Regions from separate parts of the Homo sapiens genome. Here all the other regions are linked to region 1. Evidence: read pairs that join two places in POLR2A ChIA-PET (ENCODE). Cell type or tissue: Panc1. All regions are shown on one strand.

Region 1 (8,000 bases):
CATGACTATACTTTAAACTGTCAGTCATGTGGTCTTTCTGCTTCCACATTCTCACTGCCTGCCCTATCCTTGTGAGAGTCAGTGGGCAGGGCAGCAAGAGACAGGGCTTTAAATTCAAGAACCTGCATTCAGTTCAGGAAAGTTACTTAAGTTCTGGGGACTCTCGACATTTTGTCTGTAAAAGAAAAAGCGTCCTTTTTTTTTTTTTTTTTTTTTGAGACAGAGTCTTGCTCTGTTGCCCAGGCTGGAGTGCAGTGGCACAATCTCGACTCACTGCAAGCTCCGTCTCCCGGGTTCACGCCACTCTCCTGCCTCAGCCTCCGGAGTAGCTGGGACTACAGGCACCCGCCACCACGCCCAGCTAATTTTTTGTATTTTTAGTAGAGACGGGGTTTTACTGTATTAGCCAGGATGGTATCCATCTCCTGACCTTGTGATCCGCCCGCCTCGGCCTCCCAGAGTGCCGGGATTACAGGCGTGAGCCACCGCGCCAGGCCCAAAAAGTGTCCTTTTTAACTGGTGTGTGGGGGGGTCCCAGGTTCAGTGATTTGCTAGGGGGACTCATAGAACTCAGAAAAGCTGCTATACTCATGGTTATAGTTTATTACAGCAAAAGGATACAGATTAAAATCAGCACAGGAAAACGTGTTTAGGGCAGAATCTGGGAGAGAGCAGGTGCGAGTTTCCATGTGGCCTTACCGGAAGAGTTGTAGGGACCGTGCTTCATTCTCCCGTAAGGATGCGTGGTAGCCTGCAGGGAGTGTTGACAACAGGGAAGCTCACCCAAGCCTCAGTGTGCAGGTTTTTTATTGAGGGTCAGTCACACGGCCATGGAGCACCAACCTGCTTGATCTTAGTCTCCAGCATGACCCTGCAACCACGTCAAACTCAGTGTGGCCCAAGACCCGAAGCAAACAGAAACGGACATTCACCCCGAAGCACATTTTTAGCACAAGTATCTGGCAGGGCCCAAGGCCCCAGGTATGCAAAGCCACTCCATCAGGCAGGATATTTCAACTGTTTATAGGTTATCTTCCAGGAGCCGGTCTTTGGGATGTGCAGGGTTTGAGCGTCACAAGCCTGCTGAGTCACCTCTTTACTGCATAGCTTAGTCTGAACAATTACCGTGTGTATCAGCCACAGCCCAGGCAGAAGCAGACAGAATTCAGTACAAGGACTTATTACACAGGAATGGAAGAGCTGGGAAACCAAGCAGGAAGTGGGGAGGGAACTGGGAGATCAGCAACAGGAAGGACAGGAAGCCTCTCTTGCCTCTAGGGTAGAGGTGGAAGTGGAGCCCAGCAGCTGGAGCCATCTGTGGGAACCAAGGTCGTGATGAGGGCCACCTGGTGGGCACTGCAGCCACAGAGAGAGGGGCTGTCCTACTGGGAACCAGTATTCAGAGGAGAATTAGTTGCCGTCCCACCCCAGGCAGAGGGAGAAAGGGAGAAATACCCTGGTTTCTCCCTCCCCCAAGCCACCAGTCTCCCACATGCATCTCCCAGCGGCTGGCCCCGGCCTAAGACAATTGGCAAGGGAGCCTGGGAATGCAGTGTCCACAAGAGTGAGGACTCCTAGGAAATTATCACACAACATTCACTTAGGGCCTTTTCCACTGTGCCTGACACCGTGCCAGGCACATCCACCATTGCCATCCCACACAGTCCTGTATGAGAACTGCCCTGCAAGCAGACACCACCATCTCAGTTTTATGGGTGAGGAAATTTAGGGACTCTGATAAAGAAAAACAGTCTGTTGGGAATGGAAATGGAGCAAGAGGGCTGGAGGAAAAGAAGGAGAGCTGTGGGCTTCACTCGGTCATAGAATGCACAGAATGTCCTGTGAAAACCTTCCAGGGCAGGAAGGACCCCCTGTAGCCAGAGCTACAGGTGGGAAGAGTAGGGTATTCATGAAGCACATTCTTTACTAACTTAACACAGTAAAGGATTTTCTCCTGCCAGCGGCACGGTGGCTCACGCCTGTAATCCCAGCACTTTGGGAGACCAAGCTGGGTGGATCACTTGAGGTCAGGAGTTCGAGACCAGCCTGGCCAACATGGGAAAACGCTGTCTCTACTAAAAATACAAAAATTAGGCCGGGCGCAGTGGCTCACGCCTAATCCCAGCACTTTGGGAGGCCAAGGTGGGCAGATCACAAGGTCAGGAGTTTGAGACCAGCCTGGCCAATATAGTGAAACTCTGTCTCTACTAAAAATACAAAAATTCGCCGGGCGTGGTGGCGCATGTCTGTAGTCCCAGCTACTCGGGAGGCTGAGGCAGAAGAATTGCTTGAACCCAGGAGGCGGAGGTTGCAGTGAGCCCAGATCGAGCCATTGTACTCAGCCTGGATGACAGAGAGCAAGACTCTGTCTCAAAAAAAAAAAAAAAAAAAAAAAAGAATTTCCTCCTGCCTGAAGCCTCATTTCCTTCCTCAATCAAATCGCCCCCACCCATTTCTCCCCCTGGGAAGACCTGGGTTCATTCACAGCAGAAATTGTCTGCACTGAATCTTTTCTTTTTCCCCTTGCTTGCTAGGATGACTTGTGGGTTTAGTTTGTTTCATTTCTCAAAGGCTTATTCACGGCTGTTTTTCATGTCATTTCACCCTGTTCATCAGTGGGATCTTCCCAGGGGTTGCTAATACACAAGGCAGTTAATCACACGTACTCAAGATCCAGGCAGCTGAGGTCTCCCACAGATGGCTTTAAGCACACCTTTGAATGATGCTAACTTCAAGCATTTGTCCTGGCCTTCAAGAAGCACAAAGCCCTTTCCTTCCCACAGCCTACATTTGGCCTAGCACCCTGGCTGAATTTCTTGTGATTTCAGATATCAGTTATCTCCTTTCCCAAAACCCTTGTTCAAAGATTCTGTCTAAATATACTTAATTTTCCTCAGTGTGACAATGCTACAGTGGTGATGTAGGAGAATTGAAATTACCTCCGAATCTTTGAGGGAAGGCCAGGCACGGTGGCTCACGCCTGTAATCCCAGCACTTTGGGAAGGTAAGGTGGGTGAATCATGAGGTCAGGAGATCGAGACCATCCTGGCTAACACGGTGAAACCTCTCTACTAAAAATACAAAAAATTAGCCGGGCGTGGTGGCGGGCGCCTGTAGTCCCAGCTACTCGGGAGGCTGAGGCAGGAGAATGGCGTGAACCCAGGAGGCGGAGCTTGCAGTGAGCGGAGATTGCGCCACTGCACTCCAGCCTGCCGACAACGTGTGAGGGAGCATGCAGTGAGTTGTCTTGTTGGACCTTTGGACGCTGCCTTGAAGTATTAGTTGAGTCAGGAGCTGCGACCCTTATTTTTCAGGCCGTGAGCCTGCCTCCTGAATGTTCTCTGCATTTCCAGAACCTATTCTGAGAAGCTAGCTAGGTCTAGGGACTGCCAGACAGGGAGGGGCTCAGAAGGAGGTTAAAAAATATCGTAGCATTGGAGGACTAACAACCTGTTGCAGACACTCTGACACAACATACACACAATCAGATGTGGTGTCTTGAATTAGATTCAGGACCCTGTTACCCATTTCTAATTATAACTAACATTTGTTTTCACGTACACCATCCAACATAATCCTCACATCCAGCCAGGAAGAGACAGTCAAAGGGAGCAAACATTTGGGCAACCTACATGCTAAAGTGTGCTGTGGGCTTTCCTATGTGTTAATCTTGGTGAATCTTCCCCACAACTCTGCGAAGAAGGTTTTATTACTATCTCCATCTTACAGTGGATGATACAGGCTTAGAGTTGACACAAGAAATGGCAGAGCTGCAATTCCGCCCTGAGTCTTTTGATTCCAAGTCACAGGCTCTATCCACTCCCTGCTCTGGCTTTCCCACAGCAGGGCATGTCATGGGCGGGTGGCCAGCCTGCGCACTCTCCAAGAGCTTCCTCTCCATACAAGGGTGTGCATGAGTCAGAGACACGCTGGCAGGACTAAAAGAAGATGCTTATCATATTACCTTGAATTTGTCTTTCTTTATCCAACCATAACATCTGAAATACACTATGCGTGATAGGATATATATAAAATGTTTCTGTGTGTTTACTATACTTTTTCAAATTAACAATGGACTCCATTGTATTTTGTGGGATTTTTGTTGTTGTTGTTTTTAAGACAGGGTCTCAGGCCGGGCACGGTGGCTCATGCCTGTAATCCCAGCACTTTGGGAGGCTGAGGCGGGCAGATCATGAGGTCAGGAGTTCAAGACCAGCCTGGCCAACATGGTGAAACCCCATCTCTACTAAAAATACAAAAATTAGCTGGGCATGGTGGCACGTGCCTGTAATCCCAGCTACTTGGGAGGCTGAGGCAGGAGAATCGCTTGAACCCAGGAGGCAGAGGTTGCAGTGAGCCAAGACTGCGCCACTGCACTCCAGCCTGGCGACAGAGCGAGACCCCATCTCAAAAAAAAAAAAAAGACAGGTTCTCATTCTGTCACCTAGACTGGAGTGCAGTAGTATGATCTCTGCTCATAGGCTCAAGTGATCCCCCTACCTCAGCCTCCCCAGTAGCTGGGACTACAGGCATACACCATGCCTAGCTAACTTTTTTAAAAAAACAATTTTTGTAGAAATGGGGTATCACTTTGTTGCCAAGGCTGGTCTTGAACTTCTGGCTTCAACTGATCCTCCCGCCTCAGCCTACCTAAAATTGGGATTATAGGCATGAGCCACCATGACTGGCTAACTCCATTGTTTTAAATGTAGAGGTGCTTTACTTGAAAAGGTGACTAAAGGTTTAAAAAATGTATATTACTATTTTAAAATAAGCTTACCTGGCCAGGCACGGTGGCTCACACCTATAATCCCAGCACTTTGGGAGGCTGAAGGAGGATTGCTTGAGCCCAGAAGTTCAAGGCTGCAGTGAGCTATGATTGTGCCACTGCACTCCAGCCCAGGAGACAGACTGAGACCCTGTCTCTAAAAGCAATTCATAAATAAAATACAGCATACCAAAATTTTTAAGTTGTATTTACTATTTCTTCATATCAATAAACAAAATTAGAAGTAGCCCAAGTCTCTCTTACTCCCTGAGATGCCCTGCTCCAGCTGATTTGAACCATGTCAAGTCTAGGATTTACGTTGCTTTTTAAAATTGCAGGGAAATGATCTGCTTGGATTACGTTCAACTTGCAGTCCGTGTTTAGCCATGGCAAAAACAAACTCGAGGGCAGATAATACTCGTTTGGCTTGGCAGAGCTTGCAGAGGAAGTCCTGTGGCTTCCTTCCACGTCCCAGCTTGCTGCAGATCCTCCTTCCGGTGCCCAGTATGCAGTGGCTGCCAGCATGTCCCAGTGCCCTGCTGGCCCTAGGCTGGAGCTGTAACTGAGCAAGAGGCTGTGTCCTAAATAACTCTCACAGTCACCGAGGCTGATTACAATTCTTTCGCAACATAGTCTCTGATTTGCTTTCCAAAGGTCAGAAGCTTGAGCTAATGTGTTTCAGGGACAACCCAGTCAGCTTGTATTTAAAAAAGAGAATTTTTATAATTTGAAAAAGAAGATAGAGCATCCGGAAACTGAGAAAATAAATTAAAAGTTCGTTCCTCCCATTCTTGATGTGTATCTTTTTGGAACATAACAGGAAAGGAAATAAAAATTTTAAAACCCTCAACAGTCTCAGCATTCCTCCTTCAGTCCTCATCCATATAGGACTATAGTTTGATAACACTGTAATTGTAGCAGGATACAAATTTCTGTTCTGTCTTCTCTTCTGTAATAAATTCCAAAAAAGGAAACCTAGCTTTTTATGGGGTAGGAGTTACTTTTTATTCTAAAGGCAGTGCAATATTACATAAAGTTTGAGGAAATTGAAAAAAAATATTCATAAGCCTGTCATCCTTACTTAACAGCTTTTTTTTTTTTTTTTGAAACAAGGTTTGGATCTATTGCCCAGGCTGAAGTGCAGTGGTGTGATCTCGGCTCACTGCAACCTCCACCTCCTGGCCTCAAGTCATCCTCCCACCTCAACCTCCTGAGTAGCTGGGACTACAGGCACCTGCCACCATGCCCAGCTAATTTTTTGTATTTTTTTTTTTTTTTGTAGAGATGGGGTTTTGCCATGTTGCCCAAGCTGGTCTCCAACTCATGAGCTCAAGCAATCCATCCCCCTCGGTCTCCAAAGTGCTGGGATTATAGGCGTGAGCCACCATGCTCAGCCAATTTTTGCATTTTCTTTTATTCTTTTTTTTTTTTTTTTTTGAGACGGAGTCTCGCTGTGTCACCAGGCTGGAGGGCAATGGCACGATCTTGGCTCACTGCAACCTCTGCTTCCTGGATTCTCCTGCCTCAGCCTCCTGAGTAGCTGGGACTACAGGCGCGTGCCACCACGCCCAGCTAATTTTTGTATTTTTAGTAGAGACGGCATTTCACCATGTTGGCCAGGATGGTCTCTGTCTCTTAGAGACCTTGTGATCTGCCCACTTTGGCCTCCCAAAATGCTGGGATTACAGGTGTGAGCCACCATGCCTGGCCTAATTTTTGCATTTTATATCTACACTTTGTCCACTGCATCCATAGTTTGCATCTTTTACATAATAGAACTATTATGATTATTCCCCACAAGTATTCACAAGTATTTATTTTAAAAAGACTATATCCTAGCTTGTAAGTGGTACAGAAAAAAACTAAAATAAAAAAGATTACGTACTTCCTAGCACTCTAAAAAACCCTAAAAAACTTTTAAGTTCTCTTTACCAGTCCTATTCACATGGATATTTTATTTTTACAGTTGTGAATAAAGCAGGAATTCAATTTAATATTTTTGTTGTCATTTTATATTATAAAAAAATTAGTATTTCCTTATAGTCTTTGTCATTTTTTTCCTTAAATTTTCTTTAAGAATTGAAAGAATTACAAAAGTAATTTATGTTTATTTGTTACACACAAAATCCAACATTATGTGAAAGAAAAATTATATCTGCCCCACCTTACCCTAATTTCATCCCCTAAAGTAATAAATATTAACAACATGAAGTGTATAATCCCAAATCTTTTTTTTCTCCATCTTTCCTATATGAACAATATCCAAACTTCCCCATTTTTTTGAGACAGGATCTCACTCTGGTGCCTAAGCTAAAGTGTAGTGGCATGATCTTGGCTTATTGCAGCCTCTACCTGGGCTCAAGAGATCCTCCAACCTCAGGCTCCCAAGTAGCTGGGACTATAGATCTGCACCACCGTACCCGGCTACTTTTTGTATTTTTTTGTAGAGTCGGTGTTTCGTCATGTTGCCCAGGTGGTCTCAAGCTCCTGAGCTCAAGTAATCTGCCCACCTTGGCCTCCACAAGTGTTGGAATCACAGGCATGAGCCACTACATGTGGCCTACAAACCCTTTTCTTAAAACAAAACTGGGGCTGGGAGCTGTGGCTCAGGCCTGCAATCCCAGCACTTCGGGAGGCTGAGGCAGGTGGATTTCTCTAGGTCAGGAGTTTGAGACTAGCCTGACCAACATAGTGAAACCCCCTCTCTACTAAAAAATACAAAAATTATCTGGGCATGGTAGTGTGCGCCAGTAATCCCAGCTACTCGGGAGGCTTAGGCAGGAGATCGGTTGAACCCAGGAGGCAGAGGTTGCAGTGAGTCAAGATTGTGCCACTGCACTGCAGCCTAGGCGACAGAGCAACACTCTGTCTCCAAAAAAAAAAAAAAAAAGGAGACTATGGACTATGTACATTTCTTGGCAACTTGCTTTAAAAAAAAAACAACAAAAAAGGCCGGGCGCAGTGGCTCACGCCTGTAATCCCAGCACTTTGGGAGGCTGACGTGGGCGGATCACGAGGTCAGGAGATCGAGACCATCCTGGCCAACATGGTGAAACCCTGTCTCTACTAAAAATACAAAAAATTAGCCAGGCGACTCCAGCACACACACACAAAAGGTTATAGCAAGTCACATTCCTACCAGCAATGAATGGGAGTTTCATTTTCTCTGAATCTTTTTTTTTGAGATGGAGTCTCATAGTAAGCCTCCTGAGTAGATGGGATTACAGGCACA
Region 2 (8,000 bases), 300 kb after region 1:
ACCATGCCCAGCCACATTCAGGCTTTAATGTCTGTCTCTCTCTCAATAATGTTGAGCACCTTTTCACGATTGGCTATTTGGATATCTCCTTTTATAAAGTGCTTGTTCAAATTTATTTATTTTCTCCATTTAAAATAAATCTAGTTGTATTTTTCTAATTGACAGTGTTTTACTTTTATTCAAATGAGTTGTTAGATGTGTATCTTTTCCCAGTCTGTGACTCGTCTTTTCATTGTTTCAGTATTGAGAAGTGTTTGTGAGTATCAGTTAATTTTTCTGTGATTAGATTTTTTGGGTATTTTTCCTGGGTTTAGAATTCTAGCTTGGCAGTTATTAACACTTTAAAGACATCATTCCGTTGTCCTCTGACTTCCATTGTTTCTGTTGGTCAGCTGCCAGTCTTGTTCTTTTGAAGATAATTTGGTTGTCTCTGGCTGCTTAAATTTTTTGTTTTTATTTTCTTTGGTTTTCGGCAGTTTTATGATGATGTTTGTAGGTGTGTTTTTCTTTGTATTTAACTTGCCATGGGTTTCTAGAACTTGTTAAATCTGTAGCTTGATTTTTTTTAAGTTTTAAAAGTTCTAGGACAGTATTTCTCTTCAGATATTACTTATATTCATCTTCTCTTCCTCTCCTCCTGGGACTCCAATGTTAGATATTTTCACCATGATCTGCATCTGATATTACTTATACATCTCATACTTTTTATTTTACAGTCTTTTTTTCTCCTTTTCATCCTTCAACCTGATTATTTTCAACCAATATATCTTCTGATGCAGGGGTCCCCAACCCCCAGGCTATGGAACAGTAGCAGTTCGAGGCCTGTTAGAAACTGGGTGGCACAACAGGAGGTGAGAGTGGGCAAGTGAGCATTACCACCTGAGCTCCACCTCCTGTCAGATCAGTGGTGGCATTAGATTCTCATAAGAGCATGAATACTATTGTGAACTGAACATGCAAGGGTTCTAGGTTGCATGTTCCTTATGAGACTCTAACCAATGCCTGATGAGCTGAGGTGGAACAGTTTCATCCCCAAACCATGCCCATACAACCCTCTCCCACTGGCCATGGAAAAACTGTCTTCCACGAAACCAGTCCCTGGTGCCAAAAAGGTTGGAAACTGCTATTTTGCTAAATCACTAATCTTATCCCCTGCTGTATGTTGGGGTGATCAGACCCAACACCAGGCTGTGGGGGCCACAAAGTCCAGCGGAGTCAAAGGAATGAGACAAAACAAGTTAAGAGTGCATAAAGTGGGACTAGGGGGCCAGTGCTAGTATGGAGGCTGTGAAGGTCCCAAGTTCTGGAAGCCTGCACTATTTATTGGTGATCAAACAAAGAAGCAGGTGGTGAGGATGTGGGGGTTGAAAGAAAGCAGTGTATCAGCACATGATCTATAGCTGTGACAGTTTAGCATTTTCTTTGAAGCATGTGGAACATGTTCTGCTACTTGAGATAATGGGAAACATGTTCTTCTAGTTTAAGATACAATCGGTCGGGCGTGGTGGCTCACGCCTATAATCCCAGCACTTTGGGAGGCTGAGGCAGGCAGATCACCTGAGGTTGGGAGTTCGGGACTAGCCTGACCAACATGGAGAAACCCCATCTGTGCTAAAAAAAATACAAAATGAGCCGGACGTGGTGGTACATGACTGTAATCCCAGCTACTTGGGAGGCTGAGGCAGGAGAATCACATGAACCCAGGGGATGGAGGTTGCAGTGAGCCAAGATCGCGCCATTGCACTCCAGCCTGGGCAACAAGAGCGAAACTCTGTCTCAAAAAAAAAAAAAAAAAAAAAAAAAAAAAGATACAATCGTTCTATGAGCCTGGGAGTGCTAGAAGGAAGGAGCCAGCAAGTCTAGACACATTCCAGAGGCCGCAAGGGGTTTTATGCCCTGAGCCCTGGATTCCATCCAAGCCATGAGGGGTTTTGTGCCCTGGGCTTAGATTGTGGTGCAGCAGGGCAGCCTTCCACCCTTTGGCACAGAGCTTGGTGTTCCAAAGGCCATGAGGGGTTTTGGACCCTGGACCCCAGACATGTTCCAAGACTCTTTTACATTATATCAGACATGCAAGTCCTGCCTCAGCTTTTTTCCCAACACTCAGCTTTTCCCCAACATGCCCCCTTTTCTTTTTTGTAAAACCGCCACAGCTATCATAGCTTGTTCTCGACGGCAGCTGTCTCTCCCGAGGTGGCTTCCGCATCTGCAGACTAAAAGGAGACAGCACAAACACATAATTATTAGAACAAAATCTGCCAAGTATAGAGCTTCCAATGGCCTTAATCCATTTAAGAGGATTGATTGTGGACAACCCATTGGCTGTCTTGTTCAAAATATCAGTTCCAGGGAGCAGGGCTAAGTGAGCCTGAGAGGCTTCAAAAACCTTCTCTTTTAGTTTTACAATATCAAGGGTGAGATTTTCATCTTTGCCCTCCAGATGGCATTTAAGAGTAACATTTCCTATTGCTAGCATAAAAGGTGGCCGAACACAACTTTGAATCCAAAAGGTCTTTCTGTTTTTAAATTAATTGAGCAAGGCAATTGCAGGCTGTTCAGCCCTTAATTGCCAGTTGGTGATCCAGCTTCATTTGTCTTAGCCCTTATTCAAAATGTAGTCGCTCTGGTTTGAATGCTTCTTACATATTTCCCCCTTCCCTTTTACAAAAGGACCTTTAATCCTAAGGGCTGCAGAAGGATGAAGGTCCATCTTCTGCAACTTCTTCATGCTGAACAGGGGCGATGATATTCCTGCCTATTAGGGTCTCTTGTATTCAGGGTAGAGAGGAGCTCAGTCAGAAAGCATTGGTCCATTAAGCATCTGTTGTGCCCCTGAGTTCCTGCAAAAGGTAAAACCCTGGCGCTGCAGCAGTTTCTCAGCTTCCTGTGTGGTTTTCTTGATCTGCCCCCATGTTATGGGGGTTGATGTCAGCGTGACTCCAGTCGGTCCTCATTCCATCTTCGCATTCAGATTCAACTGGCCCATGGCTCGTACTGGGGGAACCCCCTCCATGGTTGGGTCCCTCCAGTCTCCTGTTCCATGGTCGTACACATCTTGAGGGCACCCACACGGCTTGTTCATCTCCTGCAAAAACACAAGCATACCCTCAACCCCACGTTAGTAAATCTAGCGAAACAGAAGCAAAAACTTTTGTGGCTGTAGCTGGGAGGCATACCATTGGTGAAGCATTTGTTCTACAAGCTGTAACTCAGCTTCTGCCTCTTTGGTTAATTACCATGGGGTAAAACTTTCCACTGATAATGAGAAGCAGGCCCCTTCTAACAGAAGGCACAGAGAGCAAATCGAAGCTTATCCTTCTTGTGCAACAGTATAGCAAAAAAGCAATCCTTAAACCTTAAATTTGCACCATACAGGTGGGTCCACTAGATGCTGTGGCTCATGATAGATCTTCAGATGTTTGGTGGGCACTCCATTGTTGCAATAAGTCTCTACCTCATAAATTGATAGGAATAGGTGTAATAATAGGTTGAATTGTTCCTTCCTGGCCATCTGGCCCGTGACATGGTAAAATCAAGGAACTTTGAAAAACTTCTGAAGCAGGCCCTATGCCAGTGATACCCATGGAAGTCTTTTGTTTGGGCCAGTGTTGGGGCCATTGATTTAAAGCAATAATAGAGACATCAGCTTCAGTATTTACTAGTCCTTCAAAATCCTTTCCCTGAATAGTTACTGTACAAATAGGTCTTCTGTCAGACACTAGATTAACCCAATATACAGCCTTTCCTGCTGGATTACTACCAAAGCCTCCTGTTCTTTTCACTGTGCTGCTTCCTAGTTTTGTGTAAGGTAACAGCAATAACTAAGCAATTCTTTCTCCTGGGGAAGAAGACCACTGAGTCGAGGAACTAATAACTAATTGAATTTTTTTTTTTTTTGAGATGGAGCCTTGCTCTATTGCCCAGGCTGGAGTGCAGTGGCACGATCTTGACTCACTGCAAGCTCCACCTCCTGGGTTCACTCCATTCTCCTGCCTCAGCCTCCCTGAGAGCTGGGACTACAGGTGCCCGCCACCATGCCCAGCTAATTTTTTTTTTGTATTTTTAGTAGAGACGGGGTTTCACCGTGTTAGCCAGAATGGTCTCGATCTCCTGACCTCGTGATCTGCCCACCTCAGCCTCCCAAAGTGCTAGGATTACAGGCATGAGCCACCGCGCCCAGCAAACTAATTGAATTTCTCCGGTATAATCAGAGTCAATTATTCCCGTATGCACTGACACCTCTTAAATTTAAACTAGACCTTCCAAGTAACAGACCAACTGTTCCTGAGGGTAAGGGTTCCCTAACACCCGTGGGGACCTTCTTTGGTGGCTCCCCAGGAAGGAGATGGGAATTGTGCTGCAAAGGTCTATAGCAGCACTGCCTACTATGGTGGGAGACAATTGTTGTATGTTTGTAAGGGCACTGGCTGTGCCGGATATGCCTTGGTTTGTTGAGGGGCCTGAGGCAGGCCCCTCTTCCCATTTCCCGAAAGAGGTTGTCCATCTTTGCTAAATTTAGAATGACACTGATTTGCCCAGTGATTGCCTTTCTTACACTGGGGGCATACACTGGGACTTTTCTGTTGATTGATGGTAGTTTTTGCCTTTTGATTTCCTTTTCTACATTCCTTTTTTCTGTGTCCAAATTGCCCACAATTGAAACAATGGCCCAAGAAATGGGGCATATTCTTTCCTACTTTCAATCCAGCCATAGCCTGAGCTAAAAGATTAGCCTTATGTAAGTTACCTCCAATGCCATCGCAAGCCTTAATACATTCAGCTAACTGAACCTTCCCTGTCAGGGGTCTAATAGCAGTTTGACACTGCATTAGCATTATTGTATGTAAGAAGCTGTATTAAAACATCCTGAGCAGAATGTTTGCTTTCACTTTGTGCCATTGTTACCCTGGTCCTTCCGAGTGCTCAGCTTTCCTGCTGAGCTTCTTTCAGTCGTCCTCGGGTGTCCTCTGATGATGCATCCTCTTTCACACACTCTAGTGTTCCTTCACTGGGGTGTTCGTTGCCTCATATTGGGCGCCAGGAATGTTGGGGTGATCAGACCCAACTCCAGGCTGTGGGGACTATGAAGTCCGGCAGAGTCAAACAGATGAGACAAGAGTGCATAAAGTGGGACCAGGGGGCCAACACTAGTATGGAGGCTGTGAAGGCCCCGAGCTCTGGAAGCCCACACTATTTATTGGTGATCAAAGAAGCAGGTGGTGAGGATGTGGGGGTTGAAAGAAAGCAGTGTATCAAGTGCATGATCTACAGCTGTGATGGTTTAGAATTTTCTTTGAAGCATATGGAACATGTTCTGCTACTTGAGATAATGGGAAACGTATTCTTCTAGTTTAAGACACAATCGATCTATGAGCCTTGGAGTGCTAGAAGCAAGGAGCCAACAAGTCGAGACACATTCCAGAGGCCACGAGGGGTTTTATGCGCTGTTCCCTGGATTCCGTCCAAGCCACGCCCTTGTGGCTTGTGCCCTGGGCTTAGATTGTAGTGCGGCAGGGCAGCCTTCCACCCTTTGGAACAGAGCTTGGTGTTCCAAAGGCCACAAGGGGTTTTAGACCCTGGACGCCGGACATGTTCCAAGACTCTTTTACGTTACGTCAGACATGCAAGCCCTGCCTCAGCCTTTTTCCCAACACTCAGCTTTTCCCCAACACTGTGTCCAAGCTGCAATTAAACCCATCCACTGGATTGTAACTTTAATGATGATTTCTTCAATTCTATGATTTCCATTTATTTTTTCTATAGGTTCCAGGTGTCTGGTGAAATTCTCATTTTCATTTATTTTGATTAATCATAATTATTTTAATTTTTTTTTCTTGAGATGGAGTCTTGCTCTGTGGCCCAGGCTAGAGTGCAGTAGCACTATCTTGGCTCACTGCAAACTCCGCCTCCTGGGTTCAAGCAATTCTCCCTGCCTCAGCCTTCTGAATAGCTGAGATTACAGGCACCTACTGCCACACCCAGCTAATTTTTGTATATTAGTAGAAACAGGGTTTCACCATGTTGGTTAGGCTGGTCTCTAACTCCTCACCTCAGGTGATTCACCCACCTCAGCCTCCCAAAGTGCTGTGATTACAGGCATGAGCCACCATGTCCAGACTAGTTTTAATGTTCTTGTCTGATACTTCCAATATCTGGATTACCTGGGGTCTGTTTCTATTGTCTTTTTTCTTGGTTTCCATCTTTTCATCCTGTTACCTGGCATGTCTGTTATTTTTTGTTAAATGGTAAAGAGGGTATTGAAAACTATAGAGACTCTTGATGTCTTATTCCAGAGATGATAAAGCAGGAGACAGAGGACAGATAAATCTCCTTAATCAGAGTCAGGCTTGCCCTTACTCCTAAAGCAGATTTTCTGAATTCTAAACTGGAGGCCTAGAGGTACCAGGGCCCTTCCTCCTTGGCACAATTTCCAATTTTGAAATCCAATTTTGTTTCTCTAGCAATGCAGCATTTTCCAAAATACCTCCTTAGCTTCTAAACTTCTTAAGCTTCTTTTTCTGCTTATGTTCTTATTTCTGCCTTATCCATGTGCAAATTAGGAGTCAGTAAATCCCTTGAGAGAAAACTGCAAAAAGAAAATGGAACCACCATTATTTCCCTTTTCTCCAGATTCTTGGACTCTCAAATCCTGGTTGCCTTGGTTGTTCTCCAGTGATGTTAGATAGATGTCTATTTCTTCTTGTAATCCTGTCAGTTGTTTCTTAATATATTTTGAGACTATATTGCTAGGTGCATATATATTTACAAGTTATCCCTTTTTGTTGTCCTCAATATACAATATCCTTTTGCCCCTTTTGATAGATTTTTAACTTGAATTGTTTCAGCAGATATTAAGAATGCCACACAGCTTTTTTGTCTTTGTTTTCTCATGCCTTTTTGCCTAGTGTATATGCTGTCTCCCTTTAGTTGTCAAACCTGTATCTTTGTGTTGAAAGTTTTGTAGATAGCATATTGTTAGCTTGAAAAAAAAATCCAGGCTGGGTGCAGTGGCTCACGCCTGTAATCCCAACACTTTGGGAAGCTGAAGTGGGTGGATCGCTTGAAGTCTGGCGTTCGAGACCAGCCTGAACATGGTGAAACCCTGTCTCTACTAAAAATACAAAATTAGCCAGGCGTGGTGGCACACGCCTGTAATCCCAGCTACTTGGGAGGCTGAGGCAGGAGAATCACTTCATCTCGGGAGGCGGAGGTTGTAGTAAGCCAAGATCGCGCCATTCCACTCCAACCTGGGCAACAAGAGCAAAACTCTGTCTCAAAAAAAAAAAAAAAAAAAAAAAATCCAATCTGAGATTCTTTAATTGGCAAGCTTAACATTAATTACTGTTAGGTTAGGCATTTTTGCCACCTAATCTACTTTTAAACCCTCCGTTCCTGTGTTCCTTGGATAGATCAAGTTTTCTTCTGTGGACTTAAGTTATACATTCTATCTTTCTTTTTAAGGTGGTTATCCTGAAGACCATATGGTTAGGCATTCCTACTGAACATTAAACTCATAAAACTATATTCTCTTTATAAGACAAATTGTACATTTACATCCCTTTTATCTCATCTCCTACCCACACTCCACCATCCCTTTTATAGTCTCTAGAATTTCAATTCCAGGCTCTGAAATTTTATTTTCCTAGTCCTTTTAAGACAACTTTACTAGGCTATCGGACATTACTTGCTAACCTTGAATCCTCCTGCATGTTCCTCCTCCATTTTGAATTTCTCCAAAGAGTTTTGTGACTTTTGTTTTGTTTTTTTGAGACGGAGTCTGGCTCTGTCACCCAGGCTGGAGTAGAGTGGCATGATCTCGGCTCAATGCAACCTCTGCCTCCTGGATTCAAGCGATTCTCCTGCCTCAGCTTCCCAAGTGGCTGGGACTACAGGCGTGTGCCACCATGCCCAGCTAATTTTTGTATTTTTTAGTATGGAAAGGGTTTCACTGTATGTTGGCCAAGCTGGTCTTGAACTTCTGACCTCAGATGATCTGCCTG
Region 3 (8,000 bases), 140 kb after region 1:
CACAGGGTCTTGGGAACAAAGGCCTGGGCCTCCCCGTTTGAATTTCAGCCCCAGTTCCAGGGCAAGTCCCAGCCACCCAAGCATACTTACCAGTACTGCCCACCACCACCCACTGCCCACCTCTAAGAAGCCCGGCTCTCCTACTCTGCTTCCAGGCTGGGGCCTCACAGGTGGGGCTGTTACCTTCCTCAGGGCTTAGGGAGGGAGGGAGGACATGGACAGGGCCTTCCACCCTGGCTCCTTCACAGGGATGGTAGCTGACCGGTGATGGGTTCATTTGTCACCTTGGACTGTGAGCCACTTCCACTTCTCGCCCCCCAGGCAGGAGCACCCTCACTCCAAGGGCTTGGCCTGGAAAGGCAGGCTCACCTGGGACTCAACGTTCCTTCCCCCGCCGCCACTGTGCCCCCCGTCCCTCCACCCCAGAAGCCCTGACCTCATTTGGGCACCTTGCTGTCCTCTGGGCTTCTCCTCTGCCCAGGTCACCCTGTGGCAGGCCTGGGCCCTCAGGATGTTTCAAAGGCTCCACAGCTCCACCGCTCCACCTGGCTTCACTCCAGCACCCTGTCCCTGGAGCACCTCTGTCCTGTCTGGGCCAACCTGGTCTCCCTGCCCCATGCCCTCCCCTGGCTCTTAGCAACCTGCCCTTTTATTCATGCCATTTGGGGTCACAGATGCCTAGCTGGACACAGCTCCCAGAACTGGCTCCACCCTGGGGCCTTGCCCCTAGTACCCCCTGGCAGGAGCAACCCACCCCATGGTCGAGGTTCCCCTACCCCTGGATCCTGGACTGAAGCCATTTCCTACAGAGAAGCGTTCCCACCCCCTCTCAGGCACAAAAGCCGGTGTCCAGGGACTCAAGACCTGTACCTGGGGTTGCAGGGGCTCCTGCCCTGCTGTATCCCACCAGGAGGGGGCCCCACTGCCCTTCCGGCCCTTAAAACTGGGCTGGGAGAGAAGACGGGGAAGTGTGTGAGACAAAACAAAGCCGGCTTGTTTCCTCCCCTTGGCAGGCTAAGCTCTCCCGGCAGCCCGGGCTCTGGGGCGGAAGGAGAACAGTGTCATCTCTTCCTTTGTTGATAAATTGCCAAAGAGTGGGAACAGGTGGGGTCAGGGGCCAGAGTGCAGGGGAGGGGGCAATGGTGGAGGTGGCGGGGGGAAGCAGAGGGAGGTGGGCTGAGGCCTCGGTGGGGCCAGTGCGACGCTGGCTTAAGGAGCTGGAGGGGTTCCTAATACACATTTAATTCAGTTTCTCTTCCCTAAGAGGCTGCCGGAGTTGGGGCCTCCTCCAGCAGAGACCCTCGGACCCCTGCAGGGCCTGGACTTGGGGTGAACAGGGCTTCAGTCAGCGCAAGTATTCCATTTGCATTTGGTAATTTTTCATGCCACCTATTTATGAATATATAAATCTTTATACCAAATCTATTTTTTAAAACATGGAAAAGTTGCCTTTATGGAAACTTGGCAGAGCCAGAGTGTACACATTCCTAAACCATTAAACAGATTTCTATAACAAGCCACTGCGCCCAGGACTGGTTCTCTGATCTTTGAGCCCAGAGGCGGCCCAGGTGGCCACGTGCCTCAACTAGTCTCCAGGCCCGGGGTGGTAGACAAGCTGCCCCCTGCCAGTCTGCCACCCAGAGCACTGTGAGACCTTCCCTCTGTCCCTAAACCCTTGGGGGACCCCCCTGAGCAAGAAGCAGTTGGTGCCTGAGGGGCAGAGGAAGCTTGGGCTGGGTCCCTTCTCTGGGACACCCCAGGTTCCTCCCATTGGGTTTGTGTTGGAGAGGGCTCTTTGGTGATTGGCAGGGGCACCCTCACCCCGACCTCCCCATGAGGGAAGCGTCACTCTCCTGAGCACACAGGCCTGGATGAGGAATCCCTTGCCCGGGTCTTGTAGCCACATTGATCCCACAGTGGCAGGAACAACCCACCCCATGGTCGAGGTTCCCCCCACCCCTGGATCCTGGGCTGAAGACATTTCCTACAGAGAAGTGTTCTCACCCCCTCTCAGACACAAACGCCAGTGTCCAGGGGCTCAGGGCCTGTGCCTGGGCTTTGGGGGGCTCTGACCTGTTGTTATTCCGAGTTAGGACTTAAGAACACCATGAGGGGCTCTTGCTTCTGTGATGTGACCAGCACAGAGATGTTACCAGGCACACAGTAGATGCTCAGCTTAGAGAAGTGCCTGAATCAGGTCTCTGGCACTGGGAAGCCCATGAAATCCATAGCCTGCCCACCAATATAATCAGGGGTCTATTCCTGGTCACTCAAATAAGGGGTTTTCTGCCGAAAGGGACTCTTAAACAGCAGGGCTGCTGGTTGGTCACCCTGAGGAAGAAGAGGGGGGCCTAGCAGTGCTGCACCACCTTGCCAAGCCTGAGACAAACTGACATGATGGGGCTCATAGCAGCCTGCCGTTGAAACCTAGGTGTGCCCTGACTGTCCTGTGGTTCTGGGCAGGTCACTTCTCCTCTCTGGGCCTTGGTTTCCTCAAACCTGGGATCCTATTCCCTGTCCCATTTGCATCCCGGGGAGCCCTGAAGAGACCCCAGGAGGGGAGTGCTTTATGCACTGAAGGCCTGGAACAGGGCACTGGAGGAGGAAGACCCAGAGCCCTGGCTCTCAAGACAGGCCTGGCTCCAGGCACCTGCCATCCTTCCCAGGGAGAAGGAAGGCCTGATGTCTGAACTCCCTCTTCTCTTCTGAATGCCAGGAAGCACCAGAGTGCGCGTGTGCCCCTTGTAAGTCAAACCCATAACCAGGCCTGTCTGAGCCCGGCCATCCGCACGCTCCCAAGAGGCTCAGACCTGGGTCAGTCTGTCCCTAGGGCCCTCTGAGGCCTCTACCCAAACAACAGGACTGCCCAGACCCCAGAGCAAACAGACAGCACAGGTCCACTCCTTGACTTCAAAGTATGGAAGCTGAGACTGGATCCCAGAGAGTCTTGCTCAAAGCCCCACGATGTTCACTTCTGAGCCCCCACCTGCACGCCCAAGCTGGGTGCTGGGTCCCAGAGGTGAGTCTGCCTTGCTGCCTCCAAGGGCTCCCAAAGCTCCAACCTGGACCCCACTCCTCCCTGCACACATTTGCCGCTGGGATTGGCCAGCCCCGCCCTCAGGGAAGCCAGGAGGCAGGGGGGCCCCTTCCCTGTCCTCACCTTCACCCTGGCTACTCCCATCCCCACCCAGCCCACCCACCTCCTGCCTGGGCCTCTGCCCCAGCCTCTTCCTGACCTGGTCCTGCCTGGGCATCTCCTTGTGGCTGCAGAGAGCATCCTCAAGCAAGACCCCTAGCCACAAGGTCCCGACTCCCTCACTCAAGACCTCTTCCACGGTCCTTGTGGCCCTCGGGCTCCTTAGAGAGGGCCCAGCATTGGCCACTCTCCCCTGACCTGGCCACACACAGCCACACGCTGCTCTGCCACCCCCAGTCTGAGCTGCTCCCCGCAGACCGACCATCTCAGGCCTCCTGTGGTGTAATGGGCTTCTCCAAGCCAAGAGTTCCTGTTCCCAAACATCCTGAGCTGGAGCCCCAGGCCCCAGGAACAGCCATCTGGCCCTGACCCTGAGCTCCCAGACACTCCTATGACCCTGCAGAGGGCAGGAGGCCAGGCCCCATCTTGCCCAGGGGTTGCAGCCGCTGACCATGGTTCCCCACTGGAGGGCTAAGTCCCAGCTCAGAGAAAGCTGTGGACTCAGCTCGTGTCCACTGTGTGCTTTCAGCGGGCCACGGTGCGGCCCACTGCAAGCAACCCTGTCTACAGCTCTGGCTACGGAGGCCGTGGTGGGTCGGGCTCATCCCCACCTAGGCTCCTGGGATCTGGTCCTGTCCTTGCCACACTTGGGCAAGGAGGTTTCCCTTTCATATCAGATTTTAAAAGATTTGTTTCGGCTGGGTGAGGTGGCTCACCCCTGTAATCCCAGCACTTTGGGAGGCCGAGGTGGGCGGATCACAAGGTCAGGAGATTGAGACCATCCTGGCTAACACGGTGAAACCCCGTCTCTACTAAAAACACAAAAAATTAGCTGGGCGTGGTGGCAGGCGCCTGTAGTCCCAGCTACTCGGGAGGCTGAGGCAGGAGAATGGCGTGAACCCGGGAGGCGGAGCTTGCAGTGAGCCAAGATGGCGCCACTGCACTCCAGCCCGGGCGACAGAGTGAGACTCTCTCAAAAAAAAAAAAAAAAAAAAAGATTTGTTTCTTAGCACAACAGTTGGGTCTGCTGTATTCTGGCCCTTCACTCTGCCAGGAAGCTCCACAGTCTGTGCTGGTTGGTGGCAAGCAGGAGAGGTGTGGCCCATTGAGAAGCCAGCACATGGCAGAGGAGGCCGGGAGAGGGAAGAGTGTGGCCAGGTGGCCCCGAGGGAGCTCCCTGGAGCCGGGTGAGTAGGGCCTGTCTGCTCCTGCCTTGCTCCACTTGTGGTCCGTGGGCCAGCAGCGTGGGTATCACCTAGGAGCCTATACAAAAATGCAGAACCTCAGCCTCTACCCCAGACCTCCTGAGTCAGAATCTGAATTTTAAGAAGATCCCCAGGGGGATCCTCATTGTGTGCACATGACCGAGGAACTCTGGTCAACACAGCCTGCTCACTGCACAAGCATGGCCCAGGGTCAGGCCCTGACATCCTAGAATTTTTGGTTTCTTCCATTGGCCTGAAGGATGTTATCCATTTATGTCTTGGTCAAGTGTCTTTTCCTTCCTTTCTACAAGTGCCAACTTCATCTGCAGACTTCAAGGTCAACGGGCTCACAGCGGCTGGGCGCAGTGGCTCACGCCTGTAATCCCAGCACTTTGGAAGGCTGAGGCGGGCAGATCACGAGGTCAGGAGATCGAGACCATCCTGGCTAACATGGTGAAACCCCGTCTCTACTAAAAAAAAAAATACAAAAAAATTAGCCAGGCCTGGTGACGGGCACCTGTAGTCCCAGCTACTTGGGAGGCTGAGGCAAGAGAATGGCATAAATCCGGGGGACGGAGCTTGCAGTGAGCCGAGATCGTACCACTGCACTTTAGCCTTGGTGACAGAGCGAGACTCCGTCTCAAAAAAAAAAAAAAGGCTCATGGCTTGCTCCTCAGCAAGGCTCAGACTCCATCCCATAGCCAGAGACAGCGCCATGAATGGAGTCAGCCATGAATGGAGTCAGCAGGACCCCTGCATCACCCTGACACCCAGACACTCTCCCCAGGGCACTTTCATCATCGAAGCGCTACTCTGCCTGGAAACATGCAAGCTTGTCATCCCTAATCATGTTTTTGTTGTTGTTGTTGATTTTCTTCATGTTACCTTGTCTAAGGCCTAATATGGTCCTTGATCTCTTCTTGATCCTTGACCAACTTGACGCTGTAGACTCTCTGGGCAGAAAAGACATAAATTCACATATAGATGCCAAATATGGTGCATTGTCAGGTGTGAGTAGATGTACGGCTGAAGGCTGCTCAATTTCCACGTCTAGAATCTTCAAACTTCTATCAGATCGGCGGCTACAGCCACCCAAGGTGATGGGGGCTGGTATTTATTGCGAGGTTTCTGTAAACTTGTATTGTTCTCAGCATTGTACAAGAATTCATAAGACAGTTTAGGTGCTTTGCCTCAAATTGCACATCTAGTCAGTGGCAGAGGTAAGATTAGAACCCTGTGCATCTGGGCTCCAGGGACTGGGCCTTAACCCTGGAAATCCTGAGAGTGGACATTGGGTATTTGAGGGTGAGACGGTGGCTGCAGCGACAGCTACCACATAATCAGGATTAGATTCAACAACATGGACATAATTCTAAATGAACATTTCTGAAAATAACACCCCTTATAGGGATCTCCCTGAAGGAAATTTTTTTTTTTTTGAAACAGGGTCTAGCTCTGTCACCCAAACTGGAGTGCAGTGGCACCATCTCAGCTCACTGCCACCTCCGCCTCCCGGGATCAAGCCATCCTCCCACCTCAGCCTCCCGAGTAGCTGGGGCCACAGGTGTGCGCCACCACACCTGGCTAATTTTTATATTTTCTGTAGAGATGGGGTCTTGCTATGTTGCCCAGGCTGGTCTTGAACTCCAGGGCTCGAGTGATCCTTTCACCTCAGTCTCCCACAGTGCTGGGTTCCAGCCATGAGCCACTGGGCCTGGTCTAAACTTTACAGTTTTCTGTAAGAAGTATATATTATGTTAGCTCTGAAAGAAACTCTGAAAGAGTCATGAAAACAATATAACATTTAAAAATGCTTATGATGCAGTATTCACTGAACGACTCAGAACACCAAAATATAGAAATTTGAAATGTTATGACTGATGTAAAAACTAGAGTCTGGGCCTGGCGTGGTGGCTCATGCCTGTAATCCCAGCACTTTGGGAGGCCGAGGCAGGTGGATCACCTGAGGTCAGGAGTTCGAGACCAGTCTGACCAACATGGTGAAACCCCGTCTCTACTAAAAATACAAAATTAGCTGGTGTGGTGGCGGGTGGCTATAATCCCCGCTACTTGGGAGGCTGAGGCAGGAGAATTGCTTGAATCCAGGAGGCAGATTTTGCAGTGAGCCTAAATCGTGCCACTGCACTCCAGCCTGGGCAACAGAGTAAGACTCCATTTCAAAAAACAAACAAAAAAAAAAAACTAGAGTCTGGATATGAGACGGTTAAGGGACCCTTAAGGTGGTTAAAGGACCCTTAATGTGGTTAAGGTAAGGAGGATTTAAACCCCAACAGGCAGAAACTTTCTTCCCTTTCTTCTTTCTCTCCTCTTCCTCTTCCTCCTCTCTTTTCTTCTCCTCCTCCCACCTTCCTCCTTCCTGGGCGGGGTGTGGGTCATCGTGGCTTTCTACATGTCCACTGAAGCTGTTACCTGTGTGATGCCAGTGAGCCCGCTGGACTCTGGCCGCTGAGTCCTTTCCAGATGGCACCGAGTCCCTGGATGAGACCCTCGAGTCCCGCACACCCCTCTGCTTCCTGGCACATGTCATACATTCTCCGCTGCAGACCTGGAGTCAGTCATTACTCCAAGGAGCCCTTGAGGGTTGTGTTGTTCTTAAAACAAACTTCTAAGTTCTCTCCTGTTCTTTGCCTGGCGTTCCTTTCTCCTGTTGTTTTAAACATTGTCTTCCATGTGAGGGCTGTTCCTCAGGTCTGGGGATTCCTGGAAGCCTGAGTGCCCAGATAGGGCTTATCAATGGGTGGACTTCTCCCTGTTGGGTGATTTTGGGCCCAGCTGCTCTTCCACTGGGGAGGGGTCCCCTAATGTCTGTAGCCAGAGAGAAGAGATCTTTTCCCTGAAGCATTTCCATTTCTCTAGCACAGGATCTTCTAATCTCCTTCCTGGGGGTGGTGGGGATGGGAGAAACCCCATTGCGTGCGCCGGGTAGCCAGTCAGGAAGGAAGCCAGGGTCCTGCGGCAGGAACTGTGGACGTTCCCGTCTATTTTTGGCCCTGTACCAAATTTTTGCCCTCCACTCTGCCTGCTTTCCCAAGGCTGGGGTTCTCTTTTCAATTTCTTAAAAAATGAACCCCTGCCCCTCAAATTTCCATTTGGACGGGGTGAAGCGGTGGTCCCTAGATGCAGAAATCAGGGAGGGGCCTGAGGGTTACAAATGCTGGGAGCTAGACTTCCAGGCAAGCCCTGATTTTCAGGCCTCTCTCGTGATCTGTGGCGATCCGCAGCATCTGAGTGCTGACCCCTGGGGATCCTGGGGGCACAGTGGCTGCTTCTCCTCAGGTTTCCCCCTGCCAGCCACACTGTGATCTGTGGAAGTGGCCACTGCCTCCATCCACTCTCCGCTCCACAGAAGCATGTTGGCCTCTCTTCCCCACAGTCACCTCCCCTCATTCCCTTTGTCCTTGTGGATTTATCCCTTTTTAAAAATAGGCCAGATGCGATGGCTCATGCCTGTAATCCCAGCACTTTGGAAGGCCAAGGTGGGCAGGTCACCTGAAGTCAGGAGTTCGAGACCAGCCTGGCCAACACGGTGAAACCCTGACTCTACTAGAAATACAGAAATTAGCCAGGCATGGTGGTGC

The links. Peaks named below come from ENCODE experiments on the same cell type or tissue, not always from the same donor. Only the 100,000 strongest peaks of a DNase experiment are listed, where the experiment ranks them.
Region 2: POLR2A ChIA-PET joins it to region 1 with 10 read pairs; 2 of 35 experiments call an interaction of 5 or more read pairs at or near these places.
Region 3: POLR2A ChIA-PET joins it to region 1 with 17 read pairs; 4 of 35 experiments call an interaction of 5 or more read pairs at or near these places.

The regions. Positions count from the first base shown.
Region 1 is chr3:129,222,464-129,230,463 of GRCh38, reverse strand. No RefSeq gene overlaps it. Among named protein-coding and RNA genes, the nearest start is that of COPG1, 23 kb to the left of the region's middle. RefSeq lists a silencer at 1,204-1,498. In Panc1, no CTCF peak of the experiment used is centred here; DNase peaks (open chromatin) are centred at 1,137, 3,863 and 5,213; H3K4me3 peaks cover 748 bases; H3K27ac peaks cover 6,979 bases.
Region 2 is chr3:128,918,240-128,926,239 of GRCh38, reverse strand. All of the region lies in intron 12 of CFAP92 (cilia and flagella associated protein 92 (putative)), which reads left to right. Among named protein-coding and RNA genes, the nearest start is that of ACAD9, 43 kb to the right of the region's middle. In Panc1, no CTCF peak of the experiment used is centred here; no DNase peak of the experiment used is centred here.
Region 3 is chr3:129,081,089-129,089,088 of GRCh38, reverse strand. It overlaps RAB43 (RAB43, member RAS oncogene family), which reads left to right. Exons shown (of 3, transcript NM_198490.3): 3 at 1-1,517. ISY1-RAB43 (ISY1-RAB43 readthrough) reads left to right here. Exons shown (of 13, transcript NM_001204890.2): 13 at 1-1,517. Among named protein-coding and RNA genes, the nearest start is that of GP9, 24 kb to the right of the region's middle. RefSeq lists an enhancer at 95-639. In Panc1, no CTCF peak of the experiment used is centred here; no DNase peak of the experiment used is centred here.